Linked DNA regions of Homo sapiens: region 1 is linked to region 2. A link is an interaction called in ENCODE POLR2A ChIA-PET data of the cell type or tissue named here. Cell type or tissue: CD4-positive, alpha-beta T cell. All regions are shown on one strand. Each heading gives the region's core, and the rest is flanking DNA. Links, peaks and the distances in the headings are about the cores only. Region 1 has its middle 5.7 kb from the start of GBP5. Region 2 overlaps GBP2 (guanylate binding protein 2).

Region 1 (5,390 bases), core at 232-5,231, 160 kb before region 2:
GTGAGTAGCAGTATATATCTGAAGGAAGAGTTTTGTAAGTACTATGAATAGCATGTGCAACATCTTGGACAGGACAAATCCTGTCAAGGAACAGCAAGAAGGCAGCAGCATGCAGTAGGAAGTGAGGTGCAGAAGAGGTTAGGAGAAAGATTTATTAAGCCAATATTAAGACTTTCGTTTTTAAGGATCTTTTAAAGATTTACAAGTCATTGGGAAATTTGGGGCATTGCAATTACGTTATCTAACTTATGATGTAAAAAGAACCACACAAAATGCTGAAATAGAGAAAGAATAGAAGCAGAGAGTCATATTGGCGTTTCCTGTAATCATCTCAATGAGAGATAATGGTGACATACTGGAAAGGTGGCAGGAAAGGGGCCAAAAAGTGGTCAGAGTCTGGGTCTATTTTAAAAGTAGAGGTGTCACTTTATATATATTACATATATATAATTATATTATAAATAATATATTATAATTATATATATTATATATTAAAATTATATATATATAATATATATATAATTAGATAACTAAGTACATAGATGTCCAGTATGGAATCCAAATTGTTACTAGAAGTGAAATAAATTGCAAACAGAAAGTAGAGTAGGAATAAAAGAATACCCTAAGTTCACTTTAATAAACTTGATTAATATTGGTATTCTGATATATAAAATAATAAATTCCTGGTTGTCTAGCTTTAATTTCCCTCAAAGCATAGCCTGAAATGCCCAAAATAAAGGCTTGCTTGTAGATGGCTTAAGTGGGAATATGATTCTACGGAGCAGAAATGAGAAATAGAATGAAACAGGGAAGGAAGGAAAGTCAATCAAAGAATGGGTTATCAATTCAGCACTGCTGTGATAGAGATGTCAATTCAAATGGAGTCTTGAGAAATGTTACAGAATGTATTTCAGAACCATTCCCCCAACAAGTTGAGAAAGGAAAGAATTTATCCATCAGCTCTCATCTTTTATTGATAAAGTTTGGCTTATGTTTCAATTTTTGAGAGAATGAGTGCTAAGTGTGTTTTAGTGTGAGATCTGTGCTGCAGGATCTGAAAAGCCTCATGGCAAGAAATAAATGCCACAGGGCACTGGACTGAAGCAAAGTGCTCATCAGCATGAAGCTTATCCCAGCCCATGTAGGACTGGTTCCAATAACAGAACCTGGAGTGTGAAGTAGATCCATGATACATTTGAAGTGGTATACAAGGAGTGCTAGTACAGTCCAACTCATAATATCATTCAATCCACTTGCCCTCTCCAGTGGGACAGCCCATCATAGAATCTCTTTCAAGGTCTTATCAGCTGGGAATTGTTGAGATTTAACAAAAGGTTAGTAGGAAAAACTATCTCCTGCTTACAAGAGCAGATTTTGAGACTTTGATTGATTGTTTTTATGAAGACATCTGAACTCTTTAATTATAGGGGTTTGAATGTTTTTTATGGCATGTGTCATTGAAAAATTATTTACATAAGTTCTTGGGGAATAGGTGGTATTTGGTTACATGAGTAAGTTGTTTAGTGGTGATTTGTGAGATTTTGGGGCACCCATCACCACAGCAGTATACACTGTACCCAATTTGTAGTCTTTTATCCCTTTTTCATCTGCCTCTTATACCACTTATCTTAGTCCTTCCATGCTGCTGTAACAAAATATCACAGACTAAGTCATTTATACATCAGAGAAATTTATTTTTCACAGTTTTAGAGGCTGGGGAGTCCAAGATCAAGGCACCAGCAGATCTGATGTCTGGTGAAGGCTCACTCTCTGCTTCCAAGATGGTGCAATGTATGTGTCCTGACATGAGGAAAAAGGCAAAAGGGATTAGGGCACCCCTTTCAACCTCTTTTATAAGAACACTAATCCTATTCGTGAGGGTGGTGTGCTCATGATGTAATCACTTCTTAAAAGGCCTACCTCTTAATACTATCACTTTCAGTATTAAGTTACAGTGTATAAATTTTGAAGGGACACATACATTCAAACCATAGCACCACTTATTTGAGATTTCTTTAATCCTCAGGCAGCACTTTGGATGTTGCAATTTGTTTGTAAACTGAGCCAAACCTCACCCTAAGAAGTTTAAACCCTTAAGTTACCTTCATTTTTTTTTTAACTGTGGTGGTTGCTGCTACTGTGGTTTCATCGTTTGAAAAACCAAGCGATGCCCTATGGTTGCTGCTACCGTGGTTTCATCGCTTGAAAAAAACAAGCGATGCCCTGTGTTCCAAAAAATTAAAAACAACTCTAGTTCCTTATTGTGGTCAAGGTAAATTATACTTACCCATGCTCTGGTTACATATTGCTACTTATAAATACATCAAAATTTAGTGGCTTTAAATAAAAAATATTTTATTGCAGTTAACTACAATATTGTATAACACATACAATGATTTCATTACTATGCCAGTCAGAAACTCAGGTTAGGCTTGACTGGGTGACGCTTTAACTCCAAATGGTTCCAGCTGCAGATCCTGGGTATTTCGTTAACAGATGCACTGATTTTGTGGGCCGGGATGGCCTCACTCACATAACTGTGGCCTTGTTGACAATGGTTAGAGGCTTGAGCCCATTTGTGAATATCAACTATAGTGCTTACATTTGGTCTTGTCTCTTCAGCATGACAGTCTTAGGGTAGGTGGACTTCTTACATGGCAGATTAGGGACCCCAAGGAACATTCATAGCTTATTATTTTCTTTTTCCATGGCTTTTTCAGGCAATTAACAAATGTCAGCTGACTCTAACATCCTTATAATTACCAAAGACCCATATACCGTTTAAAGGCCCACAGCCTAACCCAACACTTCATTTTCCACTTGCGTCTCATTCCAGTTCACCTACATGTAAGAAGTTACCATCTTTCCACTTATTACTGCCTGTATAGACTTTATGGATCTTTGGCCAATTAGTGATTCACTCTAAAATTCCAACCCTGTGGAGTTGCGTGCCAGGATCTCCATTACCATCTGTCTTATTCTATGTTCTCCCAAATTCAGAGCCTGGGAGAAAGGCCTGGCTAAAAAGAGTTTTCTTTAGAAAAATGACCCTAAAAGAAAATATAAAGAAACAGGAGAGAGGATCAGGGAAGTAAAACAGGAAAGGAGGATAGGCCAATGAAATAATGTTATTGATTTGGTCACCACTGTGGGTCACCGCTATTCCATTTCACCACTGTTCTCTAAAACATGTTATGAGAGGCACGTCAGAATGGAACACACAGAAAACAAGAAAGAAAGCCATTTCCTCATTGGCTTCTATCATGCATGATAACTTTCTCACAGTTCTGTGTTGTACATGAAAAGGTGTTGAGCAAGTTCTTGCTGGAATACTAGCTGCAGAAGCATCGAAAATATGAAGCACCAACCCAGTGATGCCTGTGCAAAGCTGCTGAAATGGTGATGTCAGCAGAGGATGTAGTAAGATATGAGGCCAGTGGAATTTTGAAAGTGTATACAAGAAGTTTTCAACATACCTGAGAGCATAACTCCAGGCATAAAATTATCTGTTCTAATTCCAGTGTTTGGGTTTTCCTACTTTTTTGTCTGAAAATATCTTTACTTTTAGTTTTAATACTAATTAATTTTTACAATAGTTAGAATTTTAGTTGGATTAGTTTTTGTTTATTTTTATTCATAAAAATTTTATTAGTATAGATTTGGGGAGTACAAAGGCAGATTTCTTACATGCCTGTATTGTATAGCAGTGGAATCTTGGCTTTTACTGTATCCATCACCCATATAGTGAACATCGTACCTAATAGGTAACTTTTCAACCCTCTCCCCACTTCTACCTACCCATCTTCTGTAGTCTCCAATGTCTATTATTTATAGAAACCAAATTGAAATACATTGCTGCTGCAGCTAGGGATGGCCCCCAAAAATATTGTTGTGAAATGTTCTCTGTGGACAGATTTTAAACAGTTAACAGGTAAGCAATTTTGTGTAAAGGAAGAAGTGGCCTGAAGTAAGGCTATATACAGAATCTTGAGCAGTGGAGAATGGTTTATGTAGTTGGCCTTGGCACAATTGTAGGATCAGAAATAAACAGGTCTGTAGGTAAATCTATAGGAATAAGTGCATAAAGTGTGTGGATCTTTATGTCTTAAGTCAATGTCAACCAGAGTATATAGGTTTTAGAGAGACACTGAACAAACCAGGTGGCTAAAATGACTTATCCAGTAGATTTGAGCCAGGCTTTATCCTCAGCTACCTAGTGTTTGCACAGAACAGATACGGTAGCAGGGATGAAATCTTTGCATGGACCCATCAACCTGGGCTTCCTCTCACCAAGGCCAATCTCACTACACGTTAAATATTGGCCCAAAGACAACAAAAATTGACACTGAGCCTTCAGTATAATACCACCCTTCAAGAAGACCAACCAGACCACTAGATGTCAAGGTGATCAAATCAGTCCTTTTGCACCTTGGAGGAGTCTGTGATTTTTTTTTTTTTTTACTGAAATTGACATAAATTCTGGGTATGGATATTCCCCTGTTGAGAGTGGTTCAGCCAGCACCTATTCGAGGACTTGCAGTGTCTGTTTAAATGTCCTAAAATCCTACTAAACATCAGCTTAGAGAAAGTTTTGAAAGTTTTACTTTACAGTAAAGAGGCACAACAATGCGAATGTAACCATGGAATCCACTAGTCCTTATACATCATCTAAAAGCTGCCAGCCTAACAAAACTGGAATGGCCAGTAGAGACCATTGTGGGGTTGGGGACTGTCATTCAATATGCAGTATATAATTGGATAACTAAAGGATATTATATGCTAGCTGGAATATATGAGCCTGGGAACCAAAGCGTTAAAGTAGGAGTATTCTCCGTTGAATTATTTGTGAATTTGTGATCCATTGTCTAGTCTGCTGGACTAGAGGGCCAGTTCTCAGGGTGAAGTTAAGCAGTTTTTCTACCAGGGGTCATAGTAAAGTTCTACTAAATCTGAAACTATAGCTGCCACCTGGTCATTTTATGAATTTCATGTTTGTAGACAAGCCAGCAGGCAATTAAAAGGATTGATCTACTGGCAAGCTTAAATGATTATGGTTTCTGTGAGGAAATAGTACATAATGGAAGCAGGGAGGAGTATGGCTGGCACTCAAAGGATTCCCTGGGATACTCTTGGTGCTTGCATGGCCTGTTAAGATGCACTGGAAGTAACTACAGCCTTATTAAAGCACAGAAATAGGTCTTCTGGTTTCTCAGAAATGAAGAAATGTTTCTCTCCACTGAGAAGGCAACCTAGACAAGGAGAACTCCTGATCAAGTATGAGCAAAACCTAGAATGGGTAATAGAGGAGAAGATCTTGAATATCAGTTAGGATCACAAAATCAGTTGCAGCAAAGAGGACTATAGCTTAGACTTTCCTATTGTGTGTGTGT
Region 2 (5,390 bases), core at 216-5,215:
TATCAAAATAACCATTTCTGTGCAGTGCTAAAAATTATAATTTTTAACTGTATTTTTCTGACTGTTCTGCTAGAGGAAATGGAAACATTGCTTGACTATATCAGTTGGAACCAATTTTAAATTGCATTACCTACCTCTTCTTGGAGACTTTCCTTTCTCTACCCCTTTAATTTTTTATTTCTTCTTCCTAATAAATTTCCTCCTTACATGGGCTTTGTGAAAATTATAAAATTGAAAGATCATATTTGAAGTAATTAATTTGAAGTTTTACTACTTCTAATTTTCATTCCTGTAGGTACTGATAAGAAAAGTAAAAGCTTTAATGATCCTCGGTTGTGCATCCGAAAGTTCTTCCCCAAGAGGAAGTGCTTCGTCTTCGATTGGCCCGCTCCTAAGAAGTACCTTGCTCACCTAGAGCAGCTAAAGGAGGAAGAGCTGAACCCTGATTTCATAGAACAAGTTGCAGAATTTTGTTCCTACATCCTCAGCCATTCCAATGTCAAGACTCTTTCAGGTGGCATTCCAGTCAATGGGCCTCGTGAGTCACTCTCTCTACCCACTTCCTACCTGGACTTTCTCCTTCTGCCCATTGTAGAGGATAAAATGGAAAGCATAAGGGTCACTTCTGACAAATGCATAGTCTATTGATGGCAAGGAAAATACAACATGAAAATCATATTATAAATTTTACATGAAAACTAAAGCTATAGTATCATCTCATATTCCTTGCAAGGAGAATAAAAAAAGAAAAGAACTAGAATTGAATTCTATTATGGTAAACTTCTCCACCAACTTCTCAGCTCCCTCTTTATCAAATAAACATCCAGGATATATATACTGAGCAACAAAGAAAAAAGCAAATACTATATGTAAGTGAGACTTTGCCACTAACTAACTGCAGTACAATTCTCTTGTTCAGCAATTCTAAAATATTTAGGGAATGCCTATAATGTAATGTACCAACCACTGAGTATAATGATGGATAAAAGAAATGTGACTTTTATCCTCATTCCAGCATAATAGGAGCAAAAGATACTTCTGTAAAAAGTAAAAAAAAAAAAAAGTATAATGATAAATAGTGGTTAACACAATGCATAAAAATAATAGGCTGCTATGAAAGAGTAAAGGGAGAGGCAGGGAGATATAATTTAGAGTGTGAGAGAATGCTTGTCTGTGAAAGTCACCTGTAAGATGAGAACTTAAAAATGATTGAGTTGGCTGGGCACGGTGGCTAATGCCTATAATCCCAGAACTTTGGGGGGCTGAGGTGGGTGAATCACTTTGAGCTCAGGAGTTTGAGACCAGCCTGGGCAACATGGGGAAACCCTTCCTCTACTAAAAACACAAAAATTAATCAGGCATGGTGGCTAACACCTGTAATCCCAGCTACTCAGCTGGCTGAGTCTGAAGGATCACTTGAGCCTGGGAGGCAGAGGTTGCAGTGAGCGGAGACTGCACCACCGCACTCCAGCCTGGGAGACAGAGTGAGACCCTGTCTCCAATATATATATATATTAAATAAATGGTTAAGAGCTAACCAAAGCATATAGAGGAATAGCTTTATAGCAAATAATGTAATGTGGAAATGCATAGGGCAGGATAGAACTTTGCAACTTCAAGAAAATAGAACACAGGAGGCTAATGCCTGTAATCCCAGCATTTTGGGAGGCCAAGGTGGGAGAATTCCTTGAGCCCAGGAGTTTAAGTTTAAGACCAGCCTGGGAAAAGTAGCAAGACCTCATCATTATGAAAAAATTAAAAATCAGCCAAGTGCAGTGGTGCTTGCCCAGAGTCCTAGCTACTCAGGAGGCTGAGGCAGGAGGACCCAGCATGAGCACAGGAGTTCAAGGCTATGGTGAGCTATGATCATGCCCTGCACTTCAGCTTGGGTGACAGACCAGAATTCCATCTCAATTTTTTAAACGAAAATAGAAGAAAGACAGGCGATTGGAACAAGAGAAGACTGAATAAGAGTGGTGTCATAATTGGAGGGGTATAAAGGGGTCAGGTCTTGAAAGGACTGGCAGAGGACTTTGAGGAGATTAGAGTTTGTCTAAGCTCTAGAGAAGATCTTGAAGAATTTTTGGCAGTGAGGTAAGGTTATCTAATTTATGTTTATACATATCTTTCTGAATATTTTGTAGATAATTTGTTGGAGTAGTGAAAGGGAGGGAATGAGAGGATGGATGCTATTTGCAGTGGTTGAGCCATAAATGGGCATTGGGTTAGTCTCAGATTATGACAGTGAAAATGGTGAAAATGGACAAGATCCGAACATACTTTGGATATTAAATCTAAAAGGCCTGTTGATAGAGGGAATATGGATTTATGAAGGGAATAAGAAGGAAATGCCAAGCCTGTCTCCAGCGTTTCGAGTTTAGCAATTGCTTGAATGGCTGTGTTATTTAATGAGATAGTAGCATCAAGAGGAGAAATAGTTTTTCAGAGTGGATGAAGTTTTGATATTTAGATTATTTAATATTGAGATTCTTCTGATTTATGCAGTAAGGAATATAAGATAGGCATTAAAAATAAGGTGCAAAACTTATTTTTAATCCAAAGCTTAAAAGAAATGTCAAAGCAGGAAACAAAATACACCAGCCATCCATACAGATGGTACTTAAAACCGCAGAGAGATGAGAAGGTCCAGGATTGAGTCAAAAAGAATCATCTTTTGTTGTGTGATCAACCACTCCAGTTTGCCTAAGATGAGGTTTTCCTGGCATGTGAGACTTTCAGTGCTACACCCAGCAAAGCCCTGGCAAACTCGATGAGTTGATTATCCTATCTGTAGTTCTGATGAGAGAATATCTAAGAAGACATATTTACCTAAGCCAGACACCAGACTAGTGACTAGTGGTCTGCACCACTAAAATTAATAAAAATAAAAAGGCTAAGTTTTCTCATTGACTTTTTTCATAAATTAGTAGTGAAGAGAGAAAGGGAATAGAGGGAGAGGTGAGAGAAAAGAAAGGTAAGAAAACACATTGACCTAGTATCTCAGCCCCAAAATATCCTAACCTATTCATTTCAATATCTTCCTTTTGGGTGAAGGAAATAGGAAAGAGCCACTTCAATTTCCTCTGTGATTAGAGGTTAACAAATTATTCCATTACTATTCTTTATCCAAAACTTATTTAAAAGTATTATTTGTGACACTCACTTGAAAAGCACACAAAATATTCTGTCCCACCAACTGATAGTCACATTTTTTTAAAAATTCCCTTTTGCAGGTCTAGAGAGCCTGGTGCTGACCTACGTCAATGCCATCAGCAGTGGGGATCTACCCTGCATGGAGAACGCAGTCCTGGCCTTGGCCCAGATAGAGAACTCAGCCGCAGTGGAAAAGGCTATTGCCCACTATGAACAGCAGATGGGCCAGAAGGTGCAGCTGCCCACGGAAACCCTCCAGGAGCTGCTGGACCTGCACAGGGACAGTGAGAGAGAGGCCATTGAAGTCTTCATGAAGAACTCTTTCAAGGATGTGGACCAAATGTTCCAGAGGAAATTAGGGGTATATTTGGTGTTCTACGTCATGAGAGGCAGAAAAATATGGGCCCTTCATGGGAAAATAATTCTTTCTAGACCCCAAAATAGTTACACTCAGTTATGTGTACATATTTGAAATAATCATTAAAAGACTAGAATGTGCATAGCCTTAGACCTTTAAAAAAAGACACCTAATTTTTTACTAAAATTTGCTTTTGTTAGTTTTTCCTCTCTGGGTCCCATATTTTAAGAAAGTAAGTAGATGGTACAACTGCATTGTTAAAGACTATTTTAACTTATTTTGTCCTTTTAAATTAAAAAATACATTGTTTTTATGTTCCCTGGTAATTATCAGTGGGGACTAAATTATTTTTAAATAACCCTAATAATTTTTTTAAATGTGAGCCAATGGTAAAATATTCAGAAGGCCAAGAAAGAGAAATTAATTATATAAATTTTATTAGAGAATGTTTTTAATGTCTGCCTCATTCCAAGTGAACAAAGTATTTTTGCATGCAGAATGACCACTTGACAAATGAAAGTCCTTTCCCTAGCTAGGAAGGCAGGATCTTATAAATGATACGTTGCTACAGTCAGAGGTTCTGGTGAAGCTAGATAGCCGATGTCAGCAATTGTCACCCTTCCAACCTAAGGAGGAAAGAGAAAGCTTCATAGTTAAGTTATCTTGAGTGATTTAATGTAGATAAATGTGCTGTTCTATGAGACTTTCCAAATACTGAAAATACCTATGGCACAATCTTCATTACTTTCATTAGCCCTATGCTGAGAAAATACACAAAAATATTCTTATGTTAAAGAATGTACTAAATAATCATGTACTCCTTACTGAGCACTTCTAAAAAGTCCCCGGGCTTAATACTTTACATCACCTCATATAACCCTGCAGAGAAATCTGTGAGATAGGTATTGTTCCTCTGCTGCACAGACAAGGAATCCTCAGTTCACAAAGACTGAGTGTCACAAGCCACAGTGTAGTGTATCCGGGAACTCCAGGCAGGCTGCCTGACTCCAGTGTTTGTGCTCAGAACTATTCCTGAAATGAGAGACTTGGAAAGATAAAAGTTTCGTATGAAATAGTGTATGTGCTTTGAGAATCATTCTCTGAAACAGGAAAACTGGGAGAAAGGAGCTTTAGGAAATCACAAACAGAGAAGTAGATAAATTTCTGCAATAAGCACAACTTAGGGATATTCTAGGATCTAACAGCAATGTGAGGAGCATGGCCCTATTTAGAGGGCCACAATTTCTGAAGGAGAAGCATTTTCCAGTCTCCACATAGTTAACATCCTCCTCATGGCTTTACTGAAACATCTGTGCTGTTTTGTCACTTCACAGGCCCAGTTGGAAGCAAGGCGAGATGACTTTTGTAAGCAGAATTCCAAAGCATCATCAGATTGTTGCATGGCTTTACTTCAGGATATATTTGGCCCTTTAGAAGAAGATGTCAAGCAGGGAACATTTTCTAAACCAGGAGGTTACCGTCTCTTTACTCAGAAGCTGCAGGAGCTGAAGAATAAGTACTACCAGGTGCCAAGGAAGGGGATACAGGTAAACTACACGGTGGGTACCATTTCTTGGGACTCGCTGAGGGGATGCTTTTAAAGCCCACTGGGAAGAAGGTAAATGGCACTGCAACTGGTGCCTAGGGCCTCTGCCTTTCATTTTTCCATTTACTGATTCATTCAATAAGAGAGCCCACCATAACAGGAATTCCTCCTCAGAAGCACAGATGTAGCCCTCAAAAAGAGGTTTATCGAATTGACTCATTTATTTATTCATCTAGTCATTCAACAATTATTTATTTTGACCTAACTGTATACCAGGAACTTGTCAAGTTGCTGGGGATACGGCAGTTAAAAAAAAAAGTTCAAGCTCTGTCA

The links. Peaks named below come from ENCODE experiments on the same cell type or tissue, not always from the same donor. Only the 100,000 strongest peaks of a DNase experiment are listed, where the experiment ranks them.
Region 1: POLR2A ChIA-PET joins it to region 2 with 7 read pairs; 7 of 35 experiments call an interaction of 5 or more read pairs at or near these places.

The regions. Positions count from the first base shown.
Region 1 is chr1:89,275,851-89,281,240 of GRCh38, reverse strand. It overlaps the pseudogene LOC100421401. Among named protein-coding and RNA genes, the nearest start is that of GBP5, 5.7 kb to the right of the region's middle. In CD4-positive, alpha-beta T cell, for the core only: no CTCF peak of the experiment used is centred there; DNase peaks (open chromatin) are centred at 2,140, 3,320 and 4,390; H3K4me3 peaks cover 553 bases; H3K27ac peaks cover 3,527 bases.
Region 2 is chr1:89,112,140-89,117,529 of GRCh38, reverse strand. It overlaps GBP2 (guanylate binding protein 2), which reads left to right. Exons shown (of 11, transcript NM_004120.5): 6 at 296-538; 7 at 3,234-3,514; 8 at 4,846-5,058. Among named protein-coding and RNA genes, the nearest start is that of GBP2, 11 kb to the left of the region's middle. In CD4-positive, alpha-beta T cell, for the core only: no CTCF peak of the experiment used is centred there; no DNase peak of the experiment used is centred there.